2 separate regions of the Homo sapiens genome follow, and region 2 is linked to region 1. A link is a loop called in an ENCODE intact Hi-C map of the cell type or tissue named here. Cell type or tissue: heart left ventricle. All regions are shown on one strand.

Region 1 (8,000 bases):
CCTTCAGAATTGTGGGAAATAAATTTTTGTTGTTTAAGTCACCCATTCTGTGGTATTTAATCAAATCCCTAGTAAACTAATACATCATGTAACCTCTGTGTGCCCCTATCTGTAATACATGGTTTGCAAAAGAAGGGTACTGCAAATGATACTTGTACTGGTTTGTTTTCACCCTGCTATGAAGAACTACCTGTGACTGGGTGATTTATAAAGGAAAGTGGTTTTTTTTTTTTTTGTTTTGTTCTGTTTTTTCTGTTTTTTTTTTTTTTTTTTTTTTTTTTTTTTTTTTTGAGACAGACTCTTGACTCTGTCGCCCAGGCTGCAGTGCAGTGGCACGATCTCGGCTCACTGCAAGCTCTGCCTTCCGGGTTTACGCCGTTCTCCTGCCTCAGCCTCCCAAGTAGCTGGGACTACAGGCACCCGCCGCCACACCTGGCTAATTTTTTGTATTTTTAGTAGAGACGGAGTTTCACCATGTTAGCCAGGATGGTCTCGATCTCCTGACCTCGTGATCCGCCTGCCTCAGCCTCCCAAAGTGCTGGGATTACAGGCGTGAGCCACCGCACCTGGCAAAGGAAAGTGGTTTGATTGACTTACAGTTCTGCATGGCTGGGGAAGCCTCAGGAAACTTACAATCATGGCAGAAGGGGTAGCAAACACATCCTTCTTCACATGGTGGCAGGAGAGAGAAGTGGGCAAAATCCTCTTATAAAACCATCAGATCTCCTGAGAACTCACTCACTATCATGAGAACAGCGTGGGGGAACTGCCCCATGACCTAATCACCCCTCACAAGGTTCCTCCCCCAACATGTGGGGATTACAATTCAAGAGATTTGGGTGAGGACACAGAGCCAGACCATATCAATACTCTTTGTGGGTTTTTCTAAATCTAAGCTCAGATGATTCTGCTTGAGTATGGTATTGTGTTTGTATAATGTGTGTTGGCCATATTGATTAAAAGTAATACATATCTTTGGGAGTTATGAGACAATTTCATGTAAAATCTATTTTGTTGGTTTAACTCATTTTGTCGGCTTTAACTCATTTTGTCTATTTTGTTAAGACATAAAAAACAAAGATTCAGTGATGTGACTTCACTACTTTTTTTTTTTTTTTTGAGATGGAGTCTTACTCTGTCACCAAGGCTGGAGTGCAGTGGCACCATCTCAGCTCACTGCAACCTCCACCTCCCAGGTTCAAATGATTCTCCTGCTTCAGCCTGCCGAATAGCTGGGATTACAGGTGCCCACCACCACACCTGGTTAATTTTTGTATTTTTAGTAGAGATGGAGTTTCGCCATGTTGGCCAGGCTGGTCTCGAACTCCTGACCTCACGTGATCCACCCACCTCAGCCTCCCAAAGTGCTGGGATTACAGGCTTGAGTCAGCACCCCTGGCCTGACTTCACTACATTTTTTTGGGATGCCACGTCTGTTGACTGAGAGCACACCAAAGCTGACAAACAGCTGCTATGAATTTAGTAACATATTTAAGCATTTCTTGATCAAAATGAACGAAAATATCTGATTTTTAACCCTTTGGTCCCAGTTGTGTCCTGTAATGTTTGATTTATTTGGTTAATATCACTTTGAAAAATAAGGCCTATAGAATAGAATCCAATTCTCTAAATATGGTTGAACCAGGGAGGAAAAGCTGTGGACAATCAGTTTTTATTAATGTAGCTCGTGATTACATTAGCTCTTTTGGTAGACATTTCTCCTGCAGTTGATCTGATTATCACTTCTTCAGAAAGTTTCTCTTTTATGTCTTTCCATACAAACCTATGCAGTATTCTATTACACAGAGATTTGTAATCATTTATTGTCTTTTTCTCTCACATGGCTCTGAGCAATTTGAAAGCAAAGTCTATGTTGTTTATTTTCACTGCAACTTCAGTGTCTAAAACAATGTCTGGATACTAGAAATATACAGCATACATTTGCTGAATTACATAAATGAATAGAATTGTTTTGAAAGTTAAAATGTTTACAAATAAACAGTTATTATTATGCTTCTGCATGTATATGGGGCAATTTTATGGCTGTTCTGAATTATCTTAAACTCTGTCTGGTGGAGTGTATTCTTGAGGAACAATTTCAAGTAAGCAGCTTGAAGATAGTTGCAAATGCATAGGAGGTCTTTGGAAGAATTATTTTATGTTCAAACCAATATGAGATAGTTTTATGTCTCAGTGTTGGCCAGAAAAAAAATTTGAATAATACGACTATATCAAATTTATGTGCTAATTATTTATGACTCTGCCTGTTGGGAGGGAGGAGGGGTAAGGAGGGATGGAAGGAGAGAAAGGGGGAGAGAGAGAAAGAAAGAGAGAGAGGGATATGAACGGAGAAGGGCAAGTGAGGAAAGGGTGAGAAGAAAGATAAAAATGTACAAAAAAGGTTAGGTCCCTTTGAAGGGCTAATAGAGGGGACCAACTGGGAAATGGATTATAGAGCACAGAATTATTAGATTAAGGAACCCTTGTTATTAAACATGATCTAGCTCTTCTTCACGTAGCCAGGAAAGCTTTCACAGATCAGGTAATATTTGAGTTTAGCCTCAAAGAAGGAAGGGGAAGTGGTCTTTTTGGCAGAGAAGAAGGGCAATTCATATGACTAATTTAATTGTTACTTTTTAGCTTTCCAAAGTTCAGTTTTTTATTGAGGTTTTCATTCTCTTCGTGACTGAAACCAACTCCCCTGAGTGGAAAACATTTCTTTTATGTTCTAGAGTGAGGAGATGACACCTAGACTGAAGTAGCAGCAGTAATGAGCTGACAGCCTCACATCTACTTTTGGTGTGCCGTGAATAAGCCATATGATCTTAGGCAAGTCCCTTACTCTTTCCAGGCCAAACAGGTTGGCCTACATAATCTTCTCTGTTCCCGTCCGCTTCTAAGAATTTGTGAGTCTTTGGAACAATATACTGGACCCTGGTATTAAGGGGATTTTTACATTTCAGTGCTAGAAATTGTCTTTCCCTGTCCTCCCACCGCTCCCTTGCCCTTTTTCTACTTCCCCATCTTACCGTAGTCCTGGGGGACTCCTTTTGTCCCCCAAGGAGTAAAATTACAGTCAAGGCCAAGGAAGCATTTTTATTCACTTTCTAACTGGAGTTTGCCTCCTACAAAGGAGGCTGGTCCTTTAACAAAAAAAAAAAATAGAGCAGGGCAAGAGGGCGCGGCCAAGGGATCAGGCTTTTATCCGGGAAAGTTACCCGAAGGCCAGCTATATGGCATCCTGGGATTTGCAGTTCCTTTTCGGGACTCTCTCCCTTGGTAATTCCTTGATCATGAGGCCGAGATGGACTACAACTCCCAGAGGGCCAAGCGGCGGCAGCGGGGTCCTGTACTCTTGCTGTGGCTGGGCGGCTAGTTCAAGTTGCCATAGCTGCGAGTCTGGGGAGAGCACAGTCGGTTGAGTCGCTGCGTTTGGTCAGTTGCACCTTCTGGGTCACTGGTAGCCGCGGGAGCCGGGTGGGGCCTAGGCGATGATCCGGCATTAAGGAGCTGGGATCATCCTCCGTCTCAGGTACCTGCCCCCACCTCCCCCTTGCCCTTTTTCGACCACTTCCCCGTCTTACTGTAGACGTTTTAGTCCCACTTCCCCTCGTCCCAGGGGTGGGGACCTCAGAGCGGCGCGGGATCTGGGGTGGGGCCGTGGATGGGTGGAGTGTGTGCAGAGGTGAGGGGAGACGGCGCGCCTGTCATCCCGAGGCCTCCCTCCCTCGGCAGGGGTGTCCGCGGTCAGGTCCTGGCCAGGTTACCCAGCGAATCTGGACTACATTGTCCTTCCTTTGGGAGCAGCTTGCTCTACCGCTAGCATCTGTGAAGCTTTAAGGGACAGGAGATTGGACTCATTCGGTAGGTCCTCCAGAGGACCGTCTGACATTTGCTTGCCTGTCCTGCAAGCAAATTTGATTTTTTTTTTAATACCTGTTTTGTAGTCACAGAAAGCGTGCTACTCTCGGGAACGCTTTATTAGTGACCTCTCTTTCCCGTGCCATCATAGGATTTGCTCCAGCCTTAGCTGTTAGCAGTCCCTTAATTGAATTATTTCGTAAAAATACCTGACATTGAATCCCAGCTGCATCTTTTATTGGTTTGATGGAGCCAATCTGTTATGTAGGCGTCTGGTAAAACTTTACCATTAATTGCAGCATTGATTTGAGTATTATGTAAAGTATCTAGCACAGTGCCTGGCACCCTGCAAGTGCTCAGCATTTGTTGTTTATTTTTTATTAATTATGCAGATTAGTGTTGTCTAATACAAATACAGTGTGAGCCACTCAGGTGAATTTAAATTTTGTAGTACCCACATTAAAAAAGTAAAAAGAAACTGGTGAAATTAAATAATAGTTTATTTAGCGCAATATAGAAAAATGTTTTCAATGGAGTAAATATAAAACTTATTGAGATTTTTACTTTTTTTTTTTTGAGGAGTCTGGCTCTGTCGCCCAGGCTGGACTGCAGTGGCGCGGTCTGGGCTCACTGCAACCTCCACCTCTTGGGTTCAAGCGATTCTCCTGTCTCAGCCTCCGGAGTAGCTGGGATTACAGGCACTCGCCACCATGCCTGGCTGTACATTAAAAAAAAAAATATTTTAAGTCATCAAAATCTCTTGTGTATTTTACATGTATAGCACATGTCAGTTTGACCTGGCAAGAGCTAGAGCTCAGTAGCCATGTGTCTAGTGACTGCTGTACTGGACAGCACTAGAGATAAGGTTAAAACTTTGGCAGTTTCACATTGGCACACATAAATTTGGTTGTGCCTATGACTCATTTCATGGGTGATGGTGGCTGTTTTGTTAGAAGAGTGAAGTGTGCACTGTGCCTATGTTCTCTCAGCGTATCTTGTCTGCCATTGCATAACCTGGGTCTCTTTGAACTGTTTCTTGACAGTTTATTTTGATTAACTTTTTCAGAATACCTTTTTTTTTTCTTGAAATGGTTTATAGATGTATTCCCAGATCTACCTTTTATGTAGACAACTCCCAGTTCTCTGGATCACTTCCTGTGGATTCTTACAGATTGCTTTGAAAGCAGTCACAATTAATTGAAAATATTTCTGTCCACAGCTCTTTTCTACAACCAAAGGCATTTTATTCTTATTTATTTAATTGTAGCACTGAGTATGGGAAGAACTGGGCATCTTATAAAATATTTCCTTTAGGAGTGTTAGACTGGCTTGGAAGTATAATTGGGTCACCACATTCAGCAGTAACATGTTAACTGTATTACCTGACTTAGTTACCAACTTTTAGACATGCTCATACATAGTACTTTTTGGCTAGACTTGGGCTGCGGTTCACACTGGAGCATGAACTCTCTGGCAAGCCCCAGGGATGCCCAGGCATGGATGGAAGTCACCAGTGACAATATGTGGGCTGGGCACTTGGATGTGAAGAATTGTAGTGAGGTCTCTTGGGCTTTTGAATCATTCTAGGAGCATTTTCTCTATTCTGTGTTATGCCATAGTCTGTACATAGGGACTTAATTTTCATATTTCATTATTTAAAAATGTTTAAAGTTGTAGGTATGTCTTACCCCCTTGTTTTGTTTATTTGTAGGTGGTTTGGGGAAAGTGTAGGGGCAACCAAAGATCATCGGCTTGACTAGGCCCTTTGCCCTGAACCTCATGAAGAAATGATAGGAGGCAGACATATGTGCCTAAAAAGAGCGTTGAGCTCAGAGAAGAGCAACTCGGAGTTTTGGGGGTGTGCTTTGTAAGTATGCTTTCTCCCTGAGTTTCTGAGATAACACATTTTTTGCATATTTATGGTAGAAAAGACTATGCCAAGAAATAGAGTTTTGGGAGCAAGAAGCCCCTTCTAATATATGGTTTAAAAATAAAATATCGAATGATTGTGTATGCAGTGTTGCAAAAATTCAGATGAACAAAGTAGATAAGTTGAGATATCCTTTATAACCTTAACAAAAGCAACAGTGATGTACCTGTTTCTATTAAGCAAGGAATTGAGAACCTGCTTTGTCTCAGGCATTCTGTCAGACACCTTTTACAGGCATTATATAATTCCTTTACCATGCTTATCTTTTACAAAGGAGACAGTTGAGTCTCAGGTTATTTAATTTGCTTGGGATTCTGGAGCCAAAAGAGTGATCATTGTTCCCAGGTCTTCTGACTCCAAATTTCAGTCCCACCCACTGCCAAGGGGCTTCATTGCTGTTTATAAGTGCCCTCTAATAGAATTTGATTCACACTTAACATTTTTGGATTAAGTGGACCATATATGGCACAGTGTGCAGTTATTCATCTCTTTCAATGTTCAAAAAGTTCTATTATCTTTCTTAGTTTTTTAAAAAAAATATAGTGGTCCTTATATTATTATTGAGGTAAGAGATCATTATAATTTGTGATTTCCATAAATAAATTCAACATGAATTATCATTGATAATTAAGGGTGTAATGTTTAAAGTTTAAATTTACAACATAGATGTAAAAATTCTGGACCTTTTTTTGGATTTCATATTGTGCTCGATAGATAAAAGGCTCTGAAACATAGAGGGGAGACACACTGCGGACTTGCAGTACTAATACTGTGTGGCCGGGCGCGGTGGCTCACGCCTGTAATCCCAGTACTTTAGGAGGCCGAGGCAGGCAGATCACGAGGTCGGGAGATCGAGACCATCCTGGCTAACATGGTGAAACCTTGTCTCTACTAAAAAATACAAAAAAATTACCAGGCGTGGTGGCAGGCGCCTGTAGTCCCAGCTACTTGGGAGGCTGAGGCAGGAGAATGGCATGAACCCAGGAGGCAGAGCTTGCAATGAGCAGAGATCGCGCCACTGCACTCCAGCCTGGGCGACAGAGCAAGACTCTGTCTCAAAAAAAAAAAAAAAAAAATACTAACACTGTGTATTAAGATCAGTGGTGTACAAAATTTATAGGATTAGGCCAGGTGCATTGACTCATGCCTGTAATCCCACACTTTGGGAGGCCAAGGCAGGAGGATCGCTTGAGCCCAGGAGTTTTAGAACACCTTGGGCAACATAGCAAGACCCCGTCTCTACAAAAAAATCAAAAAATTAGCCAGGCATGGTGGCATGTGCCTTTGGTCCCTGCTACTCGGGAGGCTGAGGTGGAATGATCACTTGAGCCCAGAAGGTCGAGGCTGCAGTGAGCTGTGATCACACTACTACATGCCAGCCTGGGTGACAGAGTAAGATGCTGTCTCAAAAAAAAAAAAAATTCTTAGGATTAAAGAATTTTAGAGCTGGATGGGGGACCTATTGGGATAATCTGGTCCAGAAATTTTGGAAATAATATAAAAATAATCTAGATTTACCAGGTTATTAAAAACTATATTAGCATGTATATTATAGAATACACTATCCATGTAATGTCTCTGGGTTGATTCTGATATAAAGTAGTTACAATACATTCATACTATTGTATAGTATGTTTTTCTTTTTTCGTAAAATGTATTGTTACAGGTCAGCACTTACCATTCAACCTTGTCTCTTTTAGCAGATACATAGTATCCCAGTGATTAGATACATTTATTGTATGCTTATCCAGTGGATTTATATTTTTTTCTTATTCTTTTACAACTGTAAAAAAATTCATTCACTCTGTTGCCCAGGCTGGAGTGAATGAATGTGCTCATGGATGAATGGATGAGTGAATTAAAATTTCTGAAGAATTTCTACAGTGAAATTCTTATGCATATGTCTATACATAAAATATATATAAATATTTTATCTTCCTAGGTTAATAGTCATAGAAATAGATTTTCTGGGTCAACGTCTATGTATATTACAGATTGATTGAGACAGGGTCTCACTCTGTCACCCAGGCTGAAGTGCAGTGGTGCTATCTTGGCTCACTGTAGCCTCTACCTCCCAGGTTTGAGAAATCCTCTCACATCAGCCTCCCGAGTAGTTAGGACTACAGGTGTGCACTACCACACCTGGCTAATTTTGTTTTATTTTTTTGTAGAGACAAGGTCTCACTGTGTTGCCCAGGCTCATCTCGAA
Region 2 (8,000 bases), 240 kb before region 1:
CAGAAAATATCTGTACCTGGCCGGGTGCAGTGGCTCACGCCTGTAATCCCAGCACTTTGGGAGGCCGAGGTGGGGGATCACCTGAGGTCAAGAGTTCAAGACCAGCCTGGCCAGCCTGGTGAAACCCATCTCTACAAAAATACAAAAATTAGCTGGGCGTGATGGTGAGTGCCTGTAATCCCAGCTACTCAGGAGGCTGAGGCAGGAGAATCACTTGAACCTGGGAGGGGGAGGTTGCAGTGAGCCAAGATCGTGCCATTGCACTCCAGCCTGGATAACAGAGTGAGACTCTGTCTCAAAGAAAAAAAAGAAAAAGAAAATATCTATACCTGTTGAGCATTTCTGCATTATTATATGAAACAGACTGATTTAGTAAAAGCGTACTGGACCAAGACTTGAAAATCATGATTGTCACTTAGTAGCAGTATACACTTGGTCAAACCATTGAACCCTATCCAATCTGTCATTTCTTCTTCTGAAAATGAAAGCCTGAACTAGTTGATTTTTTTTTTTTTTTAGGTACCTTTAGATCATAGAATAGGGAGAACCAGGGGGCCTTCTTTGCAGAAGATGTGGAACTTGAACATTAAATAATTAGTGTGACTTACTGGGAAAAGGAAGAAAGGTCACTTCAGTTCATTAAGTTTTACAACTCCTCTCCCCCACCAAATCCATGGAATTACAAACAACTACGGACTATAAGTGAAGGCAAAGATGGGAGTGCCCAGAGCCTGCCCTTCAGCTCTTTTTGTTTAACTGTGGATGTACATAGTTTTTGAAATCTGGTGTAAGTGACTGGATGATTAGCATCCTTTAGATGTATTTTTAAAATACTGCTATGTATAAGGTTCCATGGTAGTTAGGTCTTGAGAACTCTATAAGGAGTTTTATTTTGGTAGAAGAAATGAGTCCATAATTGTATTACTTACAAATAATGTAAGAAATGTCAATGAAAATACCATTGGGAATTTAACAGTGGAAAAGAATAGTTTTAGCTGGTAAGATTTGGGAAAGCTTTGTGGAGGATAGTCTTTTTGAGGTAGACCTTGAAAATATATATGCAAACCTGGTAGAGAGATAAGACATTTTGTAAAGAAATATTTTTTAACTACTTTAATGAACACAAGTACTAAAAGCTATAAAATAGTACTAATTACAGATAAATTTGTTTTTAGACCCACCTAGTGAGTTTTGTGTGTGGTTTTTTTGTTGTTGTTGTTCTTTTTGGTGAAATTAAACTTTATTAAGAAACCAATTTTTAGGCCAGGTGCTGTGACTCACGCTTGTAATCCCAACACTTTGGGAGGCTGAGATAGAAGGATCACGTGAGGCCAGGAGCTCGAGCCCAGCCTGCACAACATAGGAGACCCTTCTTCTACAAAAACAAACCAATTTGCAAATACAATACTGTAAATACTGTTTTGTGGGGGGGTGTGTGTGTACGTGTGTGTGTGTATGGGTTTTTTGTTACTTGTTTTCTCTGTTTTCTGATTGTATCTCTCAATTTTTAAAATGTTGTTTTTGTTTAGATACACAGAAGTAAAAACAAATGGAAATTTCATCTCAAGGATGGCATTATGAATCTTAATGGAAGAGATTATATATTTTCCAAAGCCATTGGAGATGCAGAATGGTGAAGAGTTGCTTTTTTTCTTTTATAAATAAAAGAAACTTAAAAAAAATGTAAAGCGGACAGTTTGAAACTTGGGGCATATGCCAACCAAAACTTCGTTTCTGCATGTCAGAAAAGTGCAGTAGAAGCAAAGCTACTGGAACAAAGATAGACCTTGACAACATAGACACTACTTACTGGCAAGCCATGGAACTGTAGCACCTAGGGTTTTTGGGTGGGAGGGTTGGGGTTTTGTGTAGGAAAACCATAATTGTTGATTTTAAATACAGGTACCTGCCACCGGTAATTAGCATGTAAAGCTTTGTCTATATTCCTTCCTCCAACTTGGGTTCAATCAGAAGATACTTGTTGGAATGAACTGAAGAAACTTCCCTTTTGATAGATTGAACTGAAACTGCTTATTGTATGTGGTTATATTTGGTAAAAGTTGCGTGTGAGCTTTTTACAAAAGGGTAAGAATTGTGTTGAATTTTAATTCACTTGTATAAGAAAACAATTTAAAACTCTCATAATAGGTCTTAAATATTTTTACTTGCTATTCTCCCTCAGTGATATATACCTCTTCCTTTCCAGCTTTATGAAACATCTATTTAAGATTTAAAGTTATCAGTGATCATAGTTTGGAGATAAAATTTGACCCAGGAATGAATATTTATTTTAATTAGGTTTTCATACTTATTAAATGTAATTAAAGACTTGGGTCTTGTCTGAGTTCAGTGGAATTGAAACCACAACTTTAATTTCCTTACAGAAAAACTTAATTTGTTTCTTTTAGTGCCACACCTTAAAAAGAAACCCCAAACTAGCTCCTCAGGAATATAGTTTTATTTTGCAAGCATACCATCTAGCTGAAATTGTATACACATGAATATATGTAGACTTTTCCTGTTGGGCTGAAGTGTGTGCTTATAAATGTGTTTAGTTTTTAAGCTAAACATTCAGTTAACAGTCTGTGCATTGATTAGCATAGGGCAGGTGGTGAGGACCTGGATTTTTATTAAACAGTTTAGTAATTATAAAAGTTTCTTGTGTTTACTAGTAAAGAATTTTAAAAATCTATTCTAATTCAACAAGTTTTTAAAATCAACTTTGTAATTTGAGGGGAAAATTTGGGGGGAAGAGGTGGGTGGGCCACTAAGTTACCTCTCTTTCATTTGGTGGCCCTTCCAGGCCATTGAAAATAAAGACGTTGGCTCCAGTTTGCACATTGGGAAGAAAGCATAGAAATTTGACTTGTATATTAAAAATAATAGAAATGTAATATGTATATTAAGAATGCATAGGTCTGTATTCTGTAAGGGGCTCTGAAGAACAATATGGCACTGCTGTGTTCAGTGTGAATTCACTGCCTGGGAGAACTGCAGGAATGCTTGTCTTCACCATTGTGTTCTTACAACGAATTCAACTTTCCATGGTTTATCTTGACAAAATTTACATGTGTTTAGGTTACTTGTATATTGATATATTTTTTTAATCTTCAGTTTTTGTCTTCCTTTTGCCTTTGTGTTTTCAGAAGTAACACATGAACACTTTTTAAAGTACATTACAGAGAAGAAAACTGTGAGCTATTATATAGTGTTTCTTTTTTAACACAAATCTTTTAACTTTAAAAAAAGGCAAAAATTTTTTTTTTCTACTTCCCACCCAGCTTACCACCTTGATCTCTTTAACTTATGTTCTAAACTTTGGTGTTAATGGTGGTGTCTAGCATGCTAGTAGTTAGATTTTATTTAGATGCCATAACTGGTAATACAGCTTTTATTTTGACTATATTAATTTAGTTTTTTGAGGGGAAGTTTGTTTATTCTGTGACTCTCAAAGCACACAGAGGTTTTAAAATATATATTATTAAGACTGAGAGAAGAGGAAATGGGAGGGAGTAACATCACAGAAGTGCTGTTGTTCAACTGTTCTTCAATATAGTTGCTAGTAGGTTTGTATTTACTCAGTAAGGAAGTCAGTGACCTGAACTACCTATAAAAATTCAGCAGTGCTGCAGTGTTGCTTAAGTGAAACCCTTTGGCTATCTAGTAGTTTTTATGCTACTGAAACTTGGATTACTGTATGATATTCAGCTTGTCTTGGGCCCTCTATGTAGACAAACATTCATATTCATAGTAGTGTTGTATACTGGCCTGTTTTTATAACTTTATTTTTCAAATATTAACAACCACTGCTTTCAGAGTGGTTATTTTGTTATTTTTGAAGCAGGAAATAACCATTTGTATTTGCACCTGCGTATTGCATATGAATTATGGTATACTTGGCAAATGCTTTTCTTTTACCTGTGAAAATTCTGAAAGCTGGTCCAAGCTACATTGCATACCAAATTGTGCTCTTATATATTATTTGCATCGTGTCCTTTTTAATCAAATAGCATGTTTTAGTTTTATTATAGTAGCTTTTGCTGTAAGAATGTCACTTGCTTATCTTTTATTGTACTTGAATTCTTAATCATGCTTTTAACATTGTATTTAACAAATCATTTCGTATTAGGTTCCATTAAAATGTCATTCCTTTGAAAAGGCAAGGGATTTCCACTTTCAGAATTTGAAAATGAAAGTAGCATGTTTATCTAAAGGCAGAAAATAGTTCGGACTTGGTATTATGAAAATAAGTAATGGTTTCTGGAGAGGATTTGTTTAGATTTGCACAGATGGCGATGGCACCTTTTACTTAAATTAACATTAATCAACAGTGCTAAGGAAAATTTACACAAAATTACAAGATAAAACATGGAAATGTGTGCCTTTCAGTATACAAACTCTTGCTTGGTGGCCATTTGGGTAATCAGACCATTTGAATGCCTGAGAGCATGTTTAATTTCTGTGGAGTGCCACATATGGCTAAAACAACTCTTTAATGTGCAATTAATTTCTAGAGTAAAATGTCTGTTATGTGAGGGGGATCTTTATGTTGGGCTTTTCTATTTTTTAAATGTTCACATTTCTTTCTGTTAATTAAAATGCCATCATAATGTCACATTTACACTGTTGCCTCTTTTAAAAGCAAAGCCACTTTCTTGTTCTAAGATTACATCAAGACTTGAGCAGTGTGTAGTAATTAAAATGTGTGCTTAATGAGCATAATAGATTCTGGTTTTAGGAAATAACATATAGCTTTTATATGAATATTTTCTTTTGCTATAATGAAAGTCACAGATTTTTTTTTTCCTGGCTTTTATGGAGGAATGAAAAGAGTTGTCTCCCTCTAAGAGTATACTATTTTTGATTCTCATAGCAATAATGTCACCATTCTTATCAGAGGGTAAATACCCCTTGTATAGGAAAACAGACATAATTTCCTCTTGGGAGTTCTCTTTATGACTTAGCATTTTCTTCTACTTGAGAAAATTCCTGTTTTTCCGATTATTTCATCTTGAACTTTCTTTTTTTTAAGCTTTTGTGCAATGTAATAGTTTGTTGATCCATCTTTGTACATTTTCATTTTATTTCATGTCTTTCTCTCACCTACCTGTCAGAATCAGCTATAGCAGATTTTGAATTCTTTAGTTAAAAAATAGTTGCTTTACTTGTTTCCTCATGAGTTTGTTAAATAGCTTTGCATTTTAGTCCTCTATTATGCTATGAAAATTATTACGAAGTTTATATTGTTCCCTTTTTAAGCCTGCCTTACTCTTGTCTTTTGTCATTGTCTATGGTTTAATGAAGAACACACCAAACTAACATTTTTGTTTATTTTGAGGAACAAAAAAACTTTTCTCTTTTAAGGGAAGTTACTACACATTGAGTTAGTAACTACTCTTTCAGTCAAGGTTCCTTAATCAGTCCAGTCTACATCAGGACTATGACTTGGGGGGCGGGGCTAATCCTTTTTGCTGTTCTGAGCTACTATTGTCAACTGCTGTTGTACATACTGTTATGTGTAATGGCGTAAATATATTTATTATGTTTGTAAAATTCATTGCAGATCAAGGTTGCTCTTCTGTGATATATGGGATATTATGTTTTAAAGACCATCTTGGAATACAATTAGAGAACTTAGTATTTTGATGTACTAAGACCTATTTTAAGTTTAATATTCTACTTTGCAAAAACTTTAATTAAAGATGTTATTTAAAAAAAAATGTTGCTTGCTTTGCTTACTAGTATATGGCATTGTTATAGATAATTGAATAAAATACAATTTAGAAAGGAAAATGCTTTACATTGTTAATGAGAATTCCATTTAACAACAACAAAAAGATGCTAAATTCTGTACCTTAAAGATAAGTAGATTGAGATGTCAATTTGAATTAGTAAACTGTGTTACAAATGATTAATACTAGCTTTTAAAAAGTTGTATTTTCCAGGCACACAGGAATTTAGGTTGGGCGAATTCACACTAACAAATTATAACTAAAAATTGGTATAATTAACATTGTTTTTCAAAATAAAGATTACTCCTTGTGAAATATTAATAATTAACATATTGTATTAAATAAGTATTTCTACTCCAAAGTATAGATTACTTAGGATAAAAACATTGTTATTTCTCTGTTTAGTCAAACCACTTCCTCTTAGTTCAGAGGTTATAAATAATTGCATATTAGGAGAATTGGATTACTGAGGTTTGTATTGCGTATTGAATATATTTTGTGTTATTTTAGAAGATAATAATTAGCAGGTATTTTAATTTTATAGTTAATTCAGCTGAATCATTAAGAAGCTCGCCTTTTTGTATTTTTTTATCCTGTTAACAGACTATCTAGAAAACATGCAAATTTTAACTATTAACATAATCATAATAAAGATATCTTATTTATTGCCAGCAAATCTTGTATTTTGCAGTTTAATTCAAGCCCCTACTTTGATTAAGCTTAAGCTTTTGGCTTTTGTTTCTCCAGCTGTAAAATGACAAGATTTTGAGGATGAAATGAGGTGTGATGCATGTAAAGCTCTTAGGCTGGTGCCTGGTACACAGTCAGCACTCAGATGTCACAATTATATGCTTAATTTCATACTTATTTGCATAGTTTAAAATTATTCTTGAACCGGAAAAAATTAATGGTCAAAAATAGCAAAAACAAATTGAGAACCAGTGAAAGAGTTCATTATAACCAAACAATCCTGGGAGGGTAAGTTGGTGAAACAATGCATCTGGCTACAGCAGAAAGTGTCAGAGGGAAGAAAATTGAGTGCTGGGTATGGGAGAGGGATAATCAAACAGTGGGAGGGCCTTTAAGCTCCCTCTCTCCCCCCGCCAAAAAAATCCTAAATTATATGTCTAAATAAGTTGAATTTTCTCAAAGCTAAAACTATGATAGAACTATCATTTTAAAAATGGACTTTTCCAAATATGAATGGAGTCTGTCCAGTTCATTTAAGGAGCAAAACAGAGTTGTCAAACATTGAAGATACGGATACATCACTCTGATTCTCACAATGTCTCCTCCACTTTGAAAAAGAGTACATTGACTTCTCTGTGTTGACAGGACCTCCATGCTAATGATGCATAGGTTAGGGTGGCATTGCTGAGTGGGGCAAATAGGGCCAGGAAAACTAAAGTTCACCCAGGTTAGTTGCAAGAGATGAAGAGAGTAAAGCTTTTTTTGTTTTTAGAGACAAGAGTCTCGCTCTGTTGCCCAGGCTGGAGTGCAGCGGCACCATCTCAGCTCACTGCAAGCTCCGCCTCCCGGGTTCACACCATTCTTCCGGCTCAGCCTCCCAAGTTAACTGGGACTACAGGTTCCCGCCACCACGCCTTCCTAATTTTGTTTTTGTATTTTTAGTAGAGACGGGGTTTCATCATGTTAGGATGGTCTCGATCTCCTGACCTCATGATCCACCCGCGTTGGCCTCCCAAAGTGCTAGGATTACAGGCTTGAGCCACTGCGCCCGGCTGAGAGTAAAGCTCTTTAGAGCTGTTCACTTTCAGCAGGGATGTACAAGGGACATTTGTTGTTTTGGCTTCTCAGTGTCAGAATACCCTTCCTATTTTGCTTCATGCCAAGAAGAATGGAGGGTAATATATACCTCTTTATGGAAGTAGAATAGCAAGTAAGAAGTCACCTGTCACTGGATCCAGAAACAGGGACCAAAATCTGAGGTGGTCAGACTGATGCTTACACTCAGGACTTTGAGTCTTAAGAGCATGAAACAAAGTTGCAGGATCAGTCAGAGGTCCTATATATGTTCAGGTCTGGTGGTGTGATATTGACTGGGGCAAGAGTGCTATTGGCAACCTCCTAAGCAGACTTTGGCTGCAAACTACTGTACCCTTCCAATCCCTTTTCTGCTTAAAATAAGTCTGTTTCTGTTGTTTGCAACCAAGAAAGAAAAGCATTATTCATGCAAAGTGTGTCTTAAGATATCACCTTTCCCTTGTAGGAGTCTTTTGCCTTCCCAATTAGCCCCTTCTTCCCATT

The links. Hi-C counts contacts between places; a loop is a spot of excess contacts. Peaks named below come from ENCODE experiments on the same cell type or tissue, not always from the same donor. Only the 100,000 strongest peaks of a DNase experiment are listed, where the experiment ranks them.
Region 2: a loop joins it to region 1, with 3 times the contacts of the local background. A loop is called at or near these places in 62 of 110 quality-filtered maps.

Annotation. Positions count from the first base shown.
Region 1 is chr14:80,937,113-80,945,112 of GRCh38, reverse strand. CEP128 (centrosomal protein 128) reads left to right here and starts at 3,375. Exons shown (of 25, transcript NM_152446.5): 1 at 3,375-3,532; 2 at 5,573-5,728. RefSeq lists enhancers at 3,081-3,160, 3,461-3,540. In heart left ventricle, no CTCF peak of the experiment used is centred here; DNase peaks (open chromatin) are centred at 3,332 and 3,692; H3K4me3 peaks cover 1,521 bases.
Region 2 is chr14:81,173,860-81,181,859 of GRCh38, reverse strand. It overlaps GTF2A1 (general transcription factor IIA subunit 1), which reads left to right. Exons shown (of 9, transcript NM_015859.4): 9 at 1,530-6,408. The coding sequence ends at 1,637. Among named protein-coding and RNA genes, the nearest start is that of TSHR-AS1, 7.5 kb to the right of the region's middle. In heart left ventricle, no CTCF peak of the experiment used is centred here; no DNase peak of the experiment used is centred here; H3K4me3 peaks cover 969 bases.